Linked DNA regions of Homo sapiens: region 1 is linked to region 2. The links are chromatin loops, found by intact Hi-C in ENCODE. Cell type or tissue: heart left ventricle. All regions are shown on one strand. Links, peaks and the distances in the headings refer to the core of each region. The heading gives the core; the rest is flanking DNA. Region 1 has its middle 19 kb from the start of TEX2. Region 2 overlaps TEX2 (testis expressed 2).

Region 1 (9,587 bases), core at 1,114-9,113, 130 kb after region 2:
CCATATTCAATCCCAATCTTTTTTTTTTATCAATACCAATCTCCTTCTCAGACCTCTTCACCTTTACTGGACTCAGAAGCTTCAGTTCTCCTTCCTCTAAAGATGAAATCAAGCCTTGTCGCCCTGACAACACATTTCCTTTGGCCCAGGGTTGTAAATCAAGAATGGCCTAGGTCCCTCCGGTCCTCTCCTGAGGTCCCTTGTGTATCTCCCTTGTGACACATCAAAAGAGCCATACACATACTTATTAGCATCTCTGCTCTTGAATTGTGGACTCCAGGAATGCAGAAATTGGACCTTGTCCCCTCCCTCCTTTCCTAAGACCAGACCCTTTAGAGACCCTCCAGAAACACTTGTTGAAAGAGTGAAATCCACTAGGGGCCCGTGAAGGGCCCTCTCTGGGCCTGTTGAACTCAAGGAAACCTTTCTCAGTTCTTCTCTGTCCTTCTCTCAGCTTTTCTAGACACAACATACTCTATCCAGCTAGCGTTTGGAAAGGTCCTGTCTGACTCCAGCCTCATCTGCCAGAAAGAGAGAGAGAAAAAAGTTACTGCATGCTGAGTTGAGATATTTTTAGGCTAACAGCTGCTGGGATGAACCAGAGAGTTTCTGTTCTTTTTTTTTTTTTTTTTTTTTTTGAGAACAGAATCTGGCTTTGTCTCCCAGGCTGGATTGCAGTGGTGCCATCCCAGCTCACTGCAGCCTCCACCTCCTGGGCTCAAGCGATCCTCCCACCTTAGCCTCCTGAGTTGCTAGGACTACAGGCCCACACCACCACACCCAGTTAATTTTTATATTTTTTGTAGAGATAGGGTCTTGCTATGTTGCCCAGGCTGGTCTCAAACTTCTGGGCTCAAGCGACCCTCCCACCTCAGCCCCCGAAGTGCTGGGATTACATGTGTGAGCCACCTGCCTGGCCCTGAGTTTCTGTTCTTGTTCCGCAAGGTGTGACAGACATCACTTCGTCCTAGGCTGCAGAAGCTTCAAACTGACAAGTCCCATCTAGGGAACAGAGCAGTACCATGAGGAAATTCCTGTTTCTGTGGCTGAGTCTGCACAAAAAAGAGTGAATGGGGTATGCTAAATTTTGCTTTCTCTTAAGGACTTCTGAAGACTGAAAAACCAAGATCTATTAAGAGGGGTGTGGTTTTGAGTCTAGCCCACTGGGAACCAGCATGAGTCCTGTGTGACAGGCCCAAGCCTGGCTGCTGATTCTGGCAGAGTTGGCCAGGTAAGGCATGAGAGTCCTGGGAAAATAATGTGGGAGGGTGGACAGGAAGTGCCTGCCCAGACAGAGTAGGGAGAAGGATGTGAGTAAAACCAAGGATGTGTAAGCACGTGCGTGTGTGTGTGTGTGTGTGTGTGTCTGTGTGTTTACAAACTGACAAGAGGTGTAACTCTCTTTCCTTTTGATGCTGTGACCTCTCCCAAGGGACTTTCTCCAATAACGGTTGGTGAGTTTCCTTACTATAAAGGGGAACACTAGACATTTCCAGAAATTTAACAAAGCCTGCATCAAACTACAGTTGGGAAGTGTGTATGTAAAATTGTCACAAGATTATTGACTATGGCTGGGTGTGGTGGCTCATGCTTGTAATCCCAGCACTTTGGGAGGCCAAGATAGGTGGACTGCTTTGAGCTCAGGAGTTCAAGACCAGCCTGGGCAACATGGTGAAACCCGTCTCTGCAAAAAAAAGTAAAAAAAAAAAAAAAAAAAAAAAAAAAAAAAAAGCTGGGCTTGGTAGCGCACCTATAGTCCCAGCTACTTGGGAGACTAAGGTGAGAAGATCATTTGAACCCAGGGAGGTGGAGGCTGCAGTGAGCCAAGATTGTGTCACTGTACTCTAGCCTGGGTGACAGAGCAAGACTCCATTAAAAAAAAAATCAGAAGTTTAAAAGAATAAGGACCAGACCTTTAAAATTCTGTCCAACTTTATAATCTTATTTAAAAATAAATACAAGTTTTTGGCCGGGTGCAGTGGCTCTCGCCTGTAAGGCATGACTTTGGGAGGCCGAGGTGGGTGGATCACATGAGGTCAGGAGTTCGAGGCCAGCCTGGCCAACATGGTGAAACCCCATCTCTACTGAAAATACAAAAATTAGCCGGGCGTGGTGGCACATGCCTGTAATCCCAGCTTCTTGGGAGGCTGAGGTAGGAGAATCACTTGAACCTGGGAGGCAAAGGTTTCAGTGACCCGAGATTGTACCATTGCACTCCAGCCTGGGCAACAAGAATGAAACACTGTCTCAAAATAATTAATTAATTAATTAATTAAAATAAAATAAATAAACACAAGTTTTTGAAAAACAAAATAGATTGATGTGTTTTGGTTTTAGGGAGACCTTAACTTTTGTTTGATGGGAGAGGAGGTTGAACAAAACTGTTCTAGAAAGCTACTCCTTTATTCTGCGTGTCTCACTAATTAGGCAGAAGAGGAATCACGGGGCTAGCTTGTCCTGTAGACTATCAGATCTTTTGTTTCATAGCTATATTTTAAGCTTTTTTTTTTTCTTTCGGTAGTTTCCTCATCTGGATATTTGAAGCTTTTTAATCATAGAAAATTTCAAACACGGGAAGTTGAGACAGGAGAATCGCTTGAACCCGGGAGGTGGAGGTTGAAGTAACCTGAGATCACTTCACTGCACTCTAGCTTGGGCGACAGAGCAAGACTCTGTCTCAAACAAAAAAAAAAAGACTGGGTGCTCATGCCTGTAATTCCAGCACTTTGGGAGGCCGAGGCGGGCGGATCACCTGAGGTCAGGAGTTCGAGACCAGCCTGGCTAACATGGTGAAACCCCGTCTCTACTAAAAATACAAAAATTAGCTGGGCATGGTGGTATACATCTGTAATCCCAGCTACTCAGGAGGCTGACGCACGAGAATTGCTTGAACCCGGGAAGTGGAAGTTGCAGTGAGCAAAGATCCTGTCACTGCATTCCAGCCTGGGAGACAGAACGAGACTCCATCTCAAAAAAAAAAAAGAAAAAAGAAAAAAGAAAATCTCAGATAGACACAAAAGCAGAGATGATAGCGGCGGAATCAATGCCTGTGATTCCCGTAACCCAATGAGCAACACATGCCTAATCTTTTTTCATCAGCTCCCTAGTCCTGTCTCAATTGCATTTTCAAACAAATTCCAAATATATTATTTCATTTGTAAGTACTTCATTGTGTATCTTTAAAAATATACGACCGCAACAGCATTAGCATGCCTAGAAAAAGTAACAATAATTCTTAATATCATAAAATAGCCAGCCAGAGTTAAGTTTTCCTGATTTTTTTTCTTCATATTTGGCACTGAATATTTATCAAGAGTCTTCAAAATGTTTAGGCTATCAAGTCCACTTCTATAAATATTTCCTGAATGCAGAATAAACTTTCTACATAGAGATATTTTCTGCAGTGCTATTGATAATGAAATGTGGCCAAATTAAATGGGCACACTAGGTAAATTAAGTCGTGGTCATACTCAATGAAATAGCATTGTGGTTAGAGAAAGGCAGGATGTTAGACAGACTCACTCCTCCATTTATTTACTATTAAGTGACCTGCCTTCTTGAAGCATCATTTTACTCACAGATAAAATATGGGTGATAATAATACCCACCTCATGGGTTAGGCCCTCCCATTGTGAGGGCTACACAAAAATGCACCTAACACAGCAAAGTGTTTGCATGGTTCCAAGTGAACCCTCAATATATGGTCACTGTAAAATGTGCAGTAATAAATGTTCATGAAGAACTTGTAGTAACATAAAAAATTATAAAGTCAAGTTTAAAAATGATAAAACAGGCCAGGCCTGATGGCTCACACCTATAATCCTAGCACTTTGGGAGGCTGAGGCTGGAGGATCGCTTGAGCCCAAGAGTTGGAGACCAGCCTGGGCAACATAGAGAGACCCCTACAAAAAAATAAAAACAGGCTGCGTGGGGTGGCTCACACCTGTAATCCCAGCACTTTGGGAGGCCGAGATAGGTGGATCACTTGAGGTCAGGAGTTCGAGACCAGCTTGGCCAACATGGCGAAACCCTGTCTATACTAAAAATGCAAAAATTAACTGGGCATGGTGGCATGCAGCTGTAGTCCCAGCTACTTGGGAGGCTGAGGTATGAGAATCCCTTGAACCTGAGAGGCAGAGGTTGCAGTGAGCCAAGATCGCATCACTGCATTCCAGCTTGGGTGACAGAGCGAGACCATCTCAAAACAAACAAACAAAAAATTAAAAACAAAAAAATTACCTGGGCATGGTGGCACACACCGGTAGTCCCAGCTGCTTGGGAAGCTGAGATGGGAGGATCACTTGAGCACAGGAGGTCGAGGCTGCAGTGAGCTGTGATCATGCCACTGCACTCCAATAAAACAAATACACATATCCTATAACTACAGCCACATAAAGACAGTGTCTAAAGTTAATATGTCAAAATAACAGATTATCATTGCGTAGTGATTCTCTATCGTCCCCCACCCCTGCCCTTATTCTGCTTCTGTAAAAACAATGCAAACTCAATACAGAAAATTTGGAAAGTGCAGAATGGGGGGAAAAAATCCAAGGTTTGATTAATTAATAAAGGGGCAATGTTGAGATTTTCCTCTTAAGTCCACAAGGCTTACCACGCCCCCGTCCATTGGCTACCAAGCCCGTTAGCGCTACCTCGTGGTCAAACTAAGCAACTACTCTTAGACAAAAAAAAAAAAATTTCAAGGAAGAATTAAACAAGCAATGGTATAGCTCCATAAGTAGCAAAAATGTTACGCTGGGACTTTTATCTTGGGGCTTCTATGGGCCCAGTGGGTATCCCAGGGGCCTCATGGAATTGACCTCAGGTGAACAAAAATATGGCTCAAGTATTTTATATGACTGACTAGTCCGCGATACATTCTCCATGAATCTAGCCCACCCTTAGGGCTATCCTGTGTTCAGCCTGAGCCTTTCCGGAAATTTGTCTCCACTGTGTCCAATGTACAGAGAGGAGCAAGCCCACCCACTAGTGCAGAGAAAAGCTGGCCCCTGCCCGCTGGAAGCCCACCTGAGAGAGGGTGGTCCGAGAGGAACCCATACCTGCGTCCTCCACCCACATCGAATCCCCCCGGGGCCAACTGTTCTGGAAGGCCCCTAAACCAGCTGCGGGGCCACTTGGCTCTGAAGTGTTTGGGGCGCTTTGACATAATTTTGTTGTGTCTGCCCAGAAATCCTGACGCAGGCGGTCGGGGGTGGGGGGCCCTGGGGATCTGTAATTGACAAAGGCTCAGTGGGTTTGGGGACCTGGCACTCCCTAGATGACCTTTCCGGAATTGCCAGTCTCTGTCCTCTTCCGGAGGAATCTGGAAAACTTCCTCCAGAGTGTGGCATTGTTTCAAGAGTGACACATGTCATCGAAGCAGGGCTCTGGAGGCAGATGGCGGATTTCCTCCTGGCTCTGCCCCCAAACCTGCTGAGCCACAGCTTCTTCATCTGTGAAAAGAACATGATAATCTTCATACCCAGCTCTCAAGCTTGTTGTGAAGACTATTTAGTGTAATAATTTAATTACACTTATATTTACATTTAATCATAATTATTTAATATAGGTAAAGCCCCAAGCCCTTATTATTATTTTTGAGACAGAGTCTCACTCTGTTGCCCAGGCTGGAGTGCAGTGGTGTGATCTCTGCTCACAGCAACCTCTGCCTCCTGGTTTCAAGCGATTCTCCTGCCTCAGCCTCCCAGGTAGCTGGGACTACAGGCACACGTGCCACCACACCCAGCTGGTTTTTGTATTTTTAGTAGAGATGGGGTTTCACCATGTTAGCCAGGCTGGTCTCGAACTCCTGACCTCAAGTGATCTGTTCGCCTCGGCATCCCAAAGTGCCGGGATTACAGGCGTGAGCCACCGTGCCCAGCCCCCCTTATTATTATTACATACATATGGGTGCCTTTAAATAATGTTTAAAAGGAACAACCCTACTGTGGTTTGAATGTGTGTGTCTCTTCGAAATGTGTGTTGAAATTTCGTTCCCAATGCATGAGGTGGGGCTTTTAGGAGATGACTAGGTCAGAGGGCCTTGCCCTCATGAATGGGATTAGGGTTCTTATAAAAGGGCTGAAGGGAGCCTATTTGTCCTTTTCATCCCTTTCTCCCTTTCCACCATGTGAGGAGACAGCATTTGTCTCTTCTGGAGGACGCAGCAACAAGGCACCATCTTGAAAGCAGAGATGGAGCCCTCACCAGATACTGGATCTGCCAATCCCTTGATCTTGGACTTTCCAGCCTCCAGAACTGTGAGAAATAAATTTCTACTATTTATAAATCACCCAGACTAAGGTATTTTGTTATAGCAGCAGGAACAGACTAAGACAAACGCTTAAAGGAATCTTGAAGAAGAATCTCCGGGTGTAGTTAAAATATACGGTTTGAACCATTCCCCTAAGTAAATTCAGGTGGAATCCCCATGTCATGGATGATGTGTGTCATTTATAGAAGTGATCTCTCTAGGGAAGGATGAGTAGTGGGTGCCTGAGGGGGATTTAGGGACAGCCAAGGCTGGTTGTAATGACTAGGGCAGTGTCTCAATTTGTATGACCAGTACGTGATGACATAGAATAGGGTTTTCCAAAGTGGGCACCGCTGTGGTACTCAGATGCTTCTAGTAGTCCAGAGACCAAAGCTGGTGTATTAGGCCATTCTTGCATTGCTATAAAGAAATACCTGAGACTGAGTAATTTACAAAAGAGGTTTAATTGGGTCATGGTTTTGCAGGCTGTGCAACCATGGTGCCAGCACCTGCTTGGCTTCTGGGGAGGCCTCAGGGTGCTTTTATTCCTGGCTGAAGATGAAGCGGGAGCAGACATGTCACGTGGCCAGAGCAGGAGCAAGAGAGAGAGTGGTGGTTGTGAGGGGTGCCACATACTTAAACAACCAGATCTCCTGAGAACTCATTTACTATCACGAGGACAGCACCAAGCCATGAGGGATCCGCTCCCATGACCCAGACATCTCCCACCAGGCCTCGCCTCCAACACCAGGGTTTACAGTTCAACATGAGATTTGGCCAGGATATATATTAAAATTATATCCGTTGGTCATTAGGTCTACTGGCCACACCATTCCTGCTGATCCTGTCTGTGGTGGGTCAGCTGACTTGAGCCTTCAGTGGTCTGGCCATTCTGTTTCTTGCTGAAACCAATTAAATGCAGGCGAATTTGCCAGACTACAGCCCTGTGAGGGTGGGAACTTTGTCTTTTTCACCACTATATGCCCAGCCCCTAGAATTGTGCCTGGAAAACAGCGTGTGCTCAAAAATGTATGTTGAATGAGTGAATAAATGAATGACTGAATGAAATTGGCCTCCTGAATTATTCACCCAACTCCCGACAGCTTGATTAATGAAGTAAGCTGATAAAGAAGTTTCCAGAGGCTGAGGGCAGTGGCTCATGCCAGTAATCCCAGCACTTTGGGAGGCCGAGGCGGGAGAATCACCTGCGATCAGGAGTTCAACCACCCTGGCCAACATCGTGAAACCCCGTCTCTACTAAAAATACAAAAAGTTAGCCAGGCGTGGTGGTGCGTGTTTATAGTTCCAGCTACTTGGGAGGCTGAAGCAGGAGAATCGCTTGGACTCGTGAGGCGGAGGTTGCAGTGAGCCGAGATTGTGCCATTGCACTCAAGCCTGGGCAACAAGAGCGAAACTCCATCTCAAAACAAACAAACAGAAGTTCCTGGAAAGGTAAGGCCTGAACTAAAGCCCCACCTGGAAAGATGCTTTATTGACTGGCTGATGAATAAGAAAGACCCCTCCCAACCCTGCCCCTTGCTGCATGGAGCAAATTGTCAGGGGCCAGACACCTAGGCTTCATGGTGCTGTGCCAGGAGGTCGTAGAGGGCCAAGCTGCCCCTGCCTAACTCCTCTATCTCTGCTCCCTGATTATCAATACTCCTCTGGCACATCCAACAGGGCTCCTAGGTTGTTAAGTGGACTCAAGGCCCGGGCAGGCTTAGGCTGCAGATTGGCTTCTGTCTGAAGTTCCATCAAAGAGAGAAGAGCAACATCTCAGAAACATGATGAAAGGCTCCTGGGAAGCAGGGTCTGATTTTCAAAAGGTCATCTACAGCCCACATCAAGAGTACCTGCTGTTCTCAAAGGACAGGGCTCTAAACAGAGACTGCAGCTATTTCCTTCTCTGACATTCAACACAGTGACTAGAACCAGGCAAAGGCACCCAGAGGACCATGGCAGCCCATCCTGGAGTTGAGAGGGCTGGATGATGGGGCCCTGAGGGAGAGACAGCACTGTCTTGGGCTGTTATAGTCAGGATCTGCCACATGTCCTAACAGGGCTGGAGGAAGGGTCCTGATATGGTTTGGCTGTGTCCCCACTCAAATCTCATCTTGAATTGTAGCTCCCACAATTCCCATGTGTTGGGAGTGACCCAGTGGGAGGTAATTGAATCATGGGGGCAGGTCTTTCCCATGCTATTCATGTGATAGTGAATAAGTCTCATGAGATCTGATGGTTTTATAAAGGGCAGTCTCCCTGCACAAACTCTCTTCCCTTGTCTGCTGCCACGTGAGACGTGCCTTTCACTTTCTGCCATGATTGTGAGGCCTCCCCAGCCACGTGGAACTGTGAGTCCATTAAATCTCTTTCTTTTGTAAATCGCCTAGTCTTGGGTGTGTCAGGTATGTCTTTTATTTTTATTTATTTATTTTGAGACAGAGTCTCACTCTGTTGCCCGGGCTGGAGTGCAGTGGTGCTATTTTGCCTCACTGCCGCCCCTGCCTCCCTGGTTCAAGCGATTCTCCTGCCTTGGCGTCCCAAGTAGCTGGGATTACAGGCGCTTGCCACCACGCCTGGCTAATTTTTGCATTTTTAGTAGAGACAGGGTTTCGCCATGTTGGCCAGGCTGGTCTCAAACTCCTGACCTCAGGTGATCTGCCTGCCTCAACCTCCCAAGATGCTGGCATAACAGGCGTGAGCCACTGTGACCGGCCTGGGGTATGTGTTTCTCAGCAGTGTGAAAGTGGATTAATACAAGTGCCCTGCCTGTCTTGAGAGACAGTAGAAAGACACTGTCCTGGGAGTCCAAGGCAGGGCCTGTCCCCATAGGGAGCACAGGGTGAGCAGGACAGAACCAATCTTCAGGGGGAACTTTCCAGAGCCGTGGATTGTTGGACTGACCGCTCCCTTGACTGAAGGAAGGTTCGAAGAAGGCCCTCCAGCCCGAGGTGTGTCCTGAATCAGGCCCTGGGGATCATAGCAAGAACCAGCAGGCCCTTTCATCAGAGCCCCACTCTCTGGGCATGTCACAGCTGTGCCTAGGAGGGCTCGCTCTCTCTCCTCCAGTGGGAACACAGCAGGGCCAGTAGGGCCTCCGAACTGGGCCCATCTTCCTCAAGCTGAGTTCGTCAATTTCCCCAGGCCCAGACTGTCCCCCTGAGCCTTTGCCCAGGAGCTGCTTTGCCCACAAAGCCTTCTCACCCTGCCTTCTTGTTGCAGATTAAAGGGCACCTCCACTGTAATTAGATCCTTTTTCAAACAAAAGAACTATACGTAATGTCCTTGAAATAACTGGGGAAATTTGAATATGAACTGGGCATTGGATTATCAA
Region 2 (9,587 bases), core at 795-8,794:
GATTAGCTAGCCCCCAGGTGGTTGTACCTCATTGGTGAAAGGCTTGGGATGGTTTGATCTCATGGCTTTGCCTGATGTTCACATAAATCCCACTGTCCTTACCCAAGCTGATAGCGTGTTGTGTGTGTACTATGGCTACTTGCTTCCCAAATGCACAATTTAATGTGGAAAATAAGTTGCTCTGCCCATCTCTTCTGTCACCGAAATGAAAAGGCTCACAGAATTCCTCTCCCCACCCTCCAGACACATTGCACACTGACATTCTCTGGAAGTGTGGAAGGCCGCATACAAAGTATAGAAGTGAAAAAGTCCACTGTGCACCGGCTGCCTGAAGAAAAGCTTTGGAGGAGTAGAGGAGGCAAGTTGTTCAGCTTTGCTCTTACTGTGCTCATTTGCTGCCACAAACATGGGTAGACTTTTAAAAGCCATGGTGTGGGTCACGTATAACTTCTGGATCCACCATGATTCTTCCATGGTCTCCTTTGCCAAATCAAAGCTTTGCAGCAGGCAATCCAGACAGTTGTCACTAGATGCAGGGAATGACACCTCACAGTGGAATGGGCACTGGCAGGCAGAGGGCAGAAGCAGTCCTTTAAGAAACAGTAGCTGTGGCACAGAGGCCAGTGCTACAGTACAGATGGCGGCCAAGAACCCCACACATCCAGCTCGATGTCACAATATGGGGAACATCTGACATCACCCATCATGGCTGATCAGCAGCCTCCACAGGTGGGTCTTTCAGGAGGCAGGAAGTAGAGCGAGGGTCCATGGCTGAGTGCATTATAGTGATATAAACATCATCCATGTTTGGCATGACAAAAACTTTCTGTAGGAAGATATTAAAGAACAGCTATGTGGAAGAATGCCTTGCCAGGCTGTCACCCTCCTTTGTTCTGATAATTTTAGGGCTTAGACTGATTTTTAAAAGTACATATAAAAACTTGCTATGCATTCCAAACTAATTCTCCCACCATACATACTTTAGAAAGAGTTGAGGAATCATACCAGCGCATGGATACGAGAATCCTCTAATATATCAGCTCGGAGGCAGAAGTGGCCTTTGATTTTGTATACATATAATAAGGTTGCCCATATGCACTGATATATATCCAACAATTTAAGAGAATTGGCTTAAGCTGTTCACAGTAGTTCCCAGTTACTATGTCTAGAACACATATTCCATGTGAATTATCCTTTTATTAATAAATCCTAGCGATAAAATGTAAGCTAATGGCCAGGTGCGATGGTTCACGCCTGTAATCCCAGTACTTTGGGAGGCCAAGGCAGGCAGATCATCTGAGGTCCAGAGTTCAAGACCAGCCTGGCCAACATGGTGAAACCCTGTCTCAACTAAAAATACCAAAAAATTAGGCCAGGCATGGTAGCTCACACCTGTAATCCCAGCACTTTGGGAGGCCGAGGTGGGCAGATCACGAGGTTAGGAGATCGAGACCATCCTGGCTAATACAGTGAAACCCCCATCTCTACTAAAAATACAAAAAATTAGCTGGGTGTGGTGGCGGGTGCCTGTAGTCCCAGCTACTCGGGAGGCTGAGGCATGAGAATGGTGTGAACCTGGGGGACGGAGTTTGCAGTGAGCCGAGATGGCGCCATTGCACTCCAGCCTGGGCGACACAGCAAGACTCTGTCTTAAAAAAAAAAAAAAAAAAAAGAAAGAAAAAGGGAAAAATAAAAGGCATGATGTTCTTTCCCCTCAGTAGGTTCAAAGTACTTTTCTATTTGGTGATGACATTAAGCTTTTTCAGAAATTGGTTATCAGTTATGTTTAATCTCTAGTTTTTAAATAAGAGGATTTTTTTAAGGCAGTAACTCAAAATATACCACTGCAAAAAGAATGTAGGTCTTCTTCAAAAGGTGAATTTCATTAAAAGTAAATAGTTTGCTAATCCATAAAACCCCGACAGACAACTGTGCTTCAAATATCTGATAAAAGTTTGATGGAAATAGCTCATCCTAGGGCCTCAGCTATACTGCTATTACCTTTGGTGGCCAAATGCAGAAAGAAAAGCTGAGAGAGTAAGCTCTGGCTTAATGAACTCCCAGACTACACTAGAAGCTACCCAGGGGAGGGAGAGGCCAGATTCATCTTTGGACTCCCAGGGCAGGTGGTACCTGGCACACAGAAGGGTTTCCAGGAATGTTTGTTGAACTGAACAAACTGAGCAAGGTGAACAGCACACAAGAACAGGGGGCAGCCTCCCTGCCCACAGGCCGGGTGCTAAGAGTTGGGCAAGGCCAGGCCTTGCATAAGAGAAAACAAAGCCTGACAGTCCTGGCAGGCTTGCTGGGAAAAGACATCATCATTTTGCTCTGACCCAAATCTTTTGGGTTTCCTCTGAAGATGACTTAGTAATGTTCTGTGGATAAGTTTCAGGGCTTTGATACTGTACCTGAAGTTTTATTCCCATATTTGATCAAATGTAATACTCTTCCGGGATGAAGGTCACCATCAGATTTTCAAAAGAGGATCCTGACCCAGCTGAAGTTCAGAACCTCGGCTAAACCCAGAGCTTCTATACTTGGTGTGAAATACTAGATAACACTAGAGGTTTACCTGAAACTCTTGCTCCAGTTTCTTCTCTATCCAGTCTGTCACATGAACTAAAGTCACTTCTCTCTCTCCAAGTTTTGGCCGAGCTTTCAGCTCCACATGTGGTGGCTTTCGGAAACCATACCTTTTTGAAGACAAGTAATAACCACATTTAGAAGCAAAGCAAGGAATGAGACAGGCACTGACAGCAAACAGTTCTCATTTACATGGGGCTTTATCACTACTTAAAATGTTATTTTCTTCTGAAAATGCCCTCTAAAAATATTCCACACACAAAGTATGAATTGTGAACCCCCTGTGTTCCCTGGATGGTGTTAGGGCTGTGGCGGATTTAGAACAGTTCTGACAAACTGAGAGAGCCAGGAAGCACCACTGGAAAAGTCCATGACCTGGGCATTGGTTTCTGTTTTTTTCTAAAATGGCAATAACCTTTTTTCTTTCAATTTTTATAAAAGTAGTATATGTACATTACAAAAACAAAACATACATACAAGCAGATAAAGCAGAGAGTGAAAGACACACTGCCTCTCTCTGAATGTCATCCCCAAGAGAGGACTATTGACAGAAGTAGGGTGAACTCCCCTTACATTCTCCTGTGCATATGTCGATCAATAAGGTTTGAAACCTGTTTTTTCATCCTACACCCCAACAATACGCTTTGTATGACTTCCCGAGGGAGCAGACTGGCAATCAGAACTGTTGGCAAAGTATCCAGACAAGACCCTGTATGCTATCAACTATCTAAAACCTTAAATCTGTCCTGGACCAGTGCTTTTGGAAATACAGTAAAAATGTCAAGTTGCCATAAATATTTCTAAACACTCTATACTTATCTTTATGGATCAATAACACATAGTTCAGCATTTGAGCATGCCTTGGGTAGCACTATCCTAGAGCCCTTTTATTTTATCTCCCCCTGAGCAGAGGCATTTAAAACTGATAAATCTAAAGAATTGGCAGTAAGGAGAAGAAATGTATCAATTTTAACTATTAAAATTTTTTTAAGGTTTGAAAGACCATACAATATATTAACAGTGGTTATTTCTGGATGGTGAGATTATGGGTTTTTATTTATTTATCTATTTTTCACCTTTTCCCAATCTTTCTCTTTTTTTTAACAATGAAAATATTACTTTAAAAAAGTATAAAAAGGCATTTTAAAGTTTTATTGGGAAATACCAGCATTATCGTTAAATGGTTAGTCAATTCAAAACCCCTCTTCTGATCATTCCTACAAATCCTTCTGAATACCGATGGTATGTACTAGCATGTTGGTTTTACTCTATGATAGAACAGAGCTATATTTTTGTTATGAGTGTAGTTTATGGTACAATGAGATCTCTTATGCAATCACTATTTACACTTATGCCCATTTTTATAGGACTTAGCATGTCAATTTTAAATTGAGATTCACAGGCAGTGATGCTGAACTCATCAGTAATTTATTTCAGTGACTCTCAACCCTGGCTTCATCACCCCCGACCCCTGAAATCCGGGGGGATGGGCCAGGCATAGCTATATTTTTAGCAAGTCCCCAGGTGATTTTAACATGCAGCTGGGGCTGAGAATCCAGTCCTCAGACACCAAATGCACATGCTCCTGACTCCTCAGCATTGAGGCCTAACTCAGGGAAGTCTCCCTAACTTCCCAGACTCTGTTGGATGTGTGATCCCCATCTTTAAAGTAGGGATAACAATGGCATCTACCTCAACAGGATGCTATGAGGACTAATCAGGTAATGCAATTACAACCAGGGCCAGGCAGAGAATAAAGGCGCTATCTACAAATGACAGCTGTTATTACTGGCAGAACAGTTGGCTTTACAGAGGAGGAAGACCAATAATAGAAACAGCTTATCTCATAAACTTCATGTATTGACTTTAACTTTTCCTACCATGTGAACATGAATTCTTGAATGTGAATTCACCACTCACAGAAGAAAGTACCATCAGATTTGCAACTAATATTAAGGTCCCATGAAAATTGTTTGGAAGTGCTTCTGCCCGGGAGAAGGTACTTTCCATAACCTCAAGGTTAAGCAGGCTGGGATTTCTGTGGCCATGCAATAGGAGGAATCACTTATTGTCCCTGAGGGCCCTCTACGCACCATACTCGGTCAGTCGGGGGTGGTGGAATGTTGACCGCCAAGGTTCCTCTACATTCTTGTACTTCAACAGTGAGCAGCAGGGGTGTGTTGGAGACTTCTTCGATCTTCTTTTTAATAAACTCTGTCTCTGTTGCTTTTTGGAAATATTTTGACTTGGTAATTTTATCAACAAACCTCATAATCTTACTTGTTCGATGACCTCCAACGTACCTTCAAATGTGGAACACAAAGGGCGGTTAGCACAAACTTTGCTCTTTTCACAGACAAAAACCTGTGGCTCTTCGTTCCCCTTACTTTAGAGCACCACTCGATGTTTTGGATGTGGTGATTCTGTGTTGGGGCGGGGGGCATCCTGTGCATTGCAGGGTGTTCAGCAGCATCCCTGGTCTCTACCTACCAGATGCCAATAGCACTCCCCCTAGTTATGACAATAAAAAATGTTGCCAGACATCGGCAAATGTCCTCTGGGGGGCCAAATCACCCCCAGTTGAGAACTACTACTTCAGAGAAGGTGTAAATGTCTGAAACAGTCCAAACCTTGACAATGGAGAGCTGGACAAAGTCCTCATGCAGAGGTTTCTCACCTGTCCTCCTTTATACTACTCCAATACCAGACAGAAATCCAATGACATATCAATCTCATAATCTCCATGCAGCAAGTAACAAATCATGCTGCATCAATAGGACATAAATCAGTAATTAATGGACTGTCTTTAGGTGGTGTCACATGGCTACCTTGAGTGGCAATTACTTTTCAAAGGGCTTGGAACTTCTTAAAGAAAAATGTAGCCTGGGCAACACAGTGAGACCCCCATCTCTACAAAAAACAAACAGAAAATTAGCCAGGAGTGGTGGTGTGCATCTGTAGTCCCAGCTACTCGGGAGGCTAAAATGGGAGGATCACTTGAGCCCAGGAGGTTGAGGCTGCATTGAGCTATGATCGTGCCACTGCACTCCAGGCCTGGGTGACAGAGCAAGATGCTGTCTCAAGAAAACAAACAAACAAACAAAATGCTACACCAAGTTGACGTGCTCACAGGCCAAGAAAATAAGCTGTTGTATCAGGTCACATGTACCATGAGACTCAGAAGAAAGGATATTTGCTTTTTAAAATCCCCCACAGTTCCAGAACATGAGGAAAAGTATGTGTTCAGGGAAAAGCAATCATTCTTAAGAGGGTCAAGCAGCTAGACTGTAAATAATACACACAAACTTTGGCACCAACTCCTCAAACATCTGAATTCTCATCTCCTGTAGGATTTCAAAAGTGAATAGGTTGGTTTTTTCTTATAAAAGTTTCTGAATTATTTGGCTTCTTTTAGTTTCTTCAATTCACTTTATGTAATTAAAAGATCATTGTGGATAGGCTATTTAAGCACTTTGATCATTTCACAGCCCAAGTTAACAGGGAAAGAGTAACCCCCTCCAAATGAAGTTCATGATCCAAAAGATCAGCTCAGTCATCAGCGCTTTCAAAACTCGCCAAAGAAAATCATCTGAATGTTTCTGCTTTGCAGGAACTTGCAGCTCAACAGAAGCAAATGCACTCCAGCTGAAGCTGAGGGGAGGGAGGCTCTCCGGGGGGAGGGGGTGTATGCTCGGTTCCTTCTGAAGGCTCAGGGAGATGCTTTTCATCATCAGCACACCCTTCAACTTCTCTATTATTTAATCAAACAGCAGCAGAAAGCCATTTTAGTAAGGAAAGCTATATGGGTCTTTTTGCTTGGTTGCCTGGAATTTAAACAGACCACTGACCTGGGATATTAATAAAAAAACCATCTACTCAACATTAAAGAGGAAGGAAGATCACAGAGGAAGGAAGGGAAACAAGGTTCACTCCCAACTTGCTGTCCTGATCCCTGGAGACTCAGAGGCACAGAAGCACTGATCCACTCACCCTTCAGCCCCTGGGAGGAGCTGTTTGTCTCCCCCGCTGGGCTCTGGGGCATCGTCTTCCTCGGAGGAGCCAGCGCTGGAGGATTCCTCATCGCTGTCCGCCAGACAGAATGCCCGGGGCCTGCAACTGGACAGAGAGAGAGTCACCACCACTGCCTGCCCTCACCCAAGCTCTGCTTAGAAAGAGAACACACACACCCATGCACACACACTCAACCACAACAGGGTCGGGATGTAACTGTTAACTACATCTCGTCATTCTCTCCAACCCACCCAAACCAGAAGAGGCCCAATCCAAGAATCCTTGGATCAGCGCAGATGCTCAGGACACTCTTCAGCACCAAGGCCTCTGACAGGACCACAGAGGCCTTGGACCCAGAAGAGGTTGCTTTTGAGCATGCGTCAGAAGGACAGGAGGTGGGAGTGTGATGCGCACATAAAATGCAGTGATTTCAACCAGCAGTGCAGCGGAGCCACACGGGAGGATGAACAGAAAGAGCGGATGGTTGCAAGAGTGAGGTGACAGCTTATACTGGTGACATGGCCACTTCTCACTGATGATGGGATGTTGAGGCAAGTCCCTTGGCTCTGGCTTAATTCAGCAACTCTGATGCTTTCTGGCTTAGTAACCCTCCAAGTGAGTTTTGACTCATGACTCCTTTCCAGTGAAATTACGTATTTCACTCCACACCTGCCCTATCTCCTGAGGGTCACAGAAAAAGCCAACAACCACATACACACACACACACAAAAAGTCTCAGGAGACTCTAGGAAGCAACTGACATGAGAACCCAGGAAATTTTCCGGAAAAATACATGTCTAAAGACCATTCCTTTGACTGAAGTAAGGGAAAGCCTCATGGGACAGCAGTGTCCCTCACTCAGCTCTCCAGGGCAGATACTCAGTTCCAGAGGTGTGGGGTTGCTGGATTACCCGCAGAGGTGAGGGGTCCAGTTCCCGTCGGAGGGGACCTGGGGGCTTCTGGGCTGAGCCTCGGGCCTATAGAAAGCAGCTTCCTCCCTGGACCGTGGCTTTGCTTCAGAAAGTACTGGCAGGGCTGTGTCTGAGCCCAGAGACTTAAATGGGACAAAATGAACAAGGGACAGAGTAGTCTCTGAACACTATTACACAACCAAATGGTCACCAAGCAGAGGCTGGTCATTGTATTTTTGACAAGGACACAGTTACATGGACAAGGGAAGGCAGTGGGGCTCAGGGCCTATCTCCCTGCAGCTGCAGTCCTTTGGTTTTCCTGATGCTGTCCTTGGGCCACCAGAGGCCCACGGGGACAGTTATCGCCTGACCAACAGGAGCCAAAGGCACCCAAGGGCACAGCACACATGCCAGTGTGGAACTGAAGGCCCGGCAGTGGCCCCAGCCCTGTGCACTGGGAGGGTAGGACTGAAACCTCTACACTGGAAACAGGAGCCGGCTGTAAGAGGACCCGGACTGTGTCCTCCCTGGCAGGACACACAGCTCCTCCCTACCCCCACTCTGAAACATTAGAGCCAGTGCTCCAGCCAACAGGCTGGACTTCCACATTAAAGGGAAACTCCCTCTGCAGAAACAAAAGCCTCTTGTCCCTGGCCATGGGACAGCACGTAACTGAGTCTTCCTCCTTCCACCAGAGGCCTGGCTGGTCCAGGAAATGCTTATGTGTATCCACTGGCTGCAGAGCCATATCAGAGTGTGCTGTGGTTAGGCAGCCCTCACAGGAATCTTATATTTAAAATGTATATAGCAAAATTCAATTCCTATGAAAGCCTAAACCGGGTCTTGGGTGAGGAAAGTCAGAGATGTAAATCCCCAAAGATCACACGCCCCTCTCAGAAGAGCATCAGAGTTCTCCATCAGTAGGATGGCAGTGCCTGAGGCTCTCTGACCTCATGCTGCCAGGTGTGAAATCTGTCCCCACAGCACAGGGAGCCTGCTCCTCACCCACAAAGCACAAAAGGCTGCCTGCAAGCTCTGGGACCCCAGTGAGATCTGCTGAGCCACTGCTCCTTGTGTCCCCACTGGGCCATATCATCTGGCAGCTCCAACCCTGGGCAGAAGATGCCAGAGGCTGAGCGCTGTGGCAAGCTCTCAGGTTACTGAGTTAATCCTCTGCAGGTCACAGAACAGGACAAATTTTGTGGCTTGAAGTGAACACTTTAGGTAATGCTGTACCAGTTCAAGCTGATCAGATGATGTGAAAATCTGATTTTGACCGAGTGGTACCTCTGCTCTCCGCGCTGGGGGCAGTATTATGCGGCACCCAATACTTAGGAATTATAAGTGTAGCCCAGTGTTTGCCTGATATTCATTTTTATAAATGAACATGCATTTTATGACCTCAGCATGAACTTCAGAGGAAGATACACCACACTTACTTGTAGAAGACGTGCTGGAATGTAATTAGCCTACTTGTTTTAAACACACCTCAGAATTCCAGATGAGTGTGGTATCCTTTCAAAGAGACACCTTAAAAGGCTTATTCCAGTTATGTTCCTTCTGCCAAAAATCTTTTGGAAATGTCAGATATATAAGAAAAAGTGAATTATTTTATCACTGACACTCTTAGACCAAATATTTTATTTCTTGGTCTCATAATGACCACCACCTCTGATGACTTCTAGCAATTTCTCAAAGGTCCAAACCATCTACAAAGCAGGACAATTTGCTGTCACTCAGGATAGCTAAAAGAATGTCACGGACTGTGGAGGCAATTCTAAAAAGAAGCCCCCAAAATGCTTTAAATGAAGACGCATAATTAAATTAAGAAGCCCTGTGAGATGTTTGCTTTGAGGGAGACCACACTCAAGAATGCACTAATTTTTCTTTTGAGAAAATCAGTTCTATACACCTGCCACAGGCACACATGTGCATACACACCCACAAACTAGACTGAGTCACAGTGTAAACTGCAGGCACTCAGTGCCCAGAACACCAGGGGCCTGGGGGCAGATGGGTAGTTTGGGGTAGATGTGAACTAGTAACCCAAAAGAGGTCAGATGGGGCCACCTTCTGACT

The links. Peaks named below come from ENCODE experiments on the same cell type or tissue, not always from the same donor. Only the 100,000 strongest peaks of a DNase experiment are listed, where the experiment ranks them.
Region 1: a loop joins it to region 2, with 4 times the contacts of the local background. A loop is called at or near these places in 86 of 110 quality-filtered maps.

The regions. Positions count from the first base shown.
Region 1 is chr17:64,277,505-64,287,091 of GRCh38, forward strand. No RefSeq gene overlaps it. Among named protein-coding and RNA genes, the nearest start is that of TEX2, 19 kb to the left of the region's middle. In heart left ventricle, for the core only: CTCF peaks have their summits at 4,653 (motif pointing left) and 4,852; DNase peaks (open chromatin) are centred at 1,250, 4,637 and 5,207; H3K27ac peaks cover 189 bases.
Region 2 is chr17:64,148,266-64,157,852 of GRCh38, forward strand. It overlaps TEX2 (testis expressed 2), which reads right to left. Exons shown (of 12, transcript NM_001288732.2): 9 at 6,577-6,702; 10 at 4,680-4,889; 11 at 2,576-2,696; 12 at 1-826. The coding sequence ends at 704. Among named protein-coding and RNA genes, the nearest start is that of SNORA50C, 6.7 kb to the left of the region's middle. In heart left ventricle, for the core only: a CTCF peak has its summit at 4,375; DNase peaks (open chromatin) are centred at 2,230, 6,656 and 7,976; H3K4me3 peaks cover 454 bases; H3K27ac peaks cover 6,844 bases.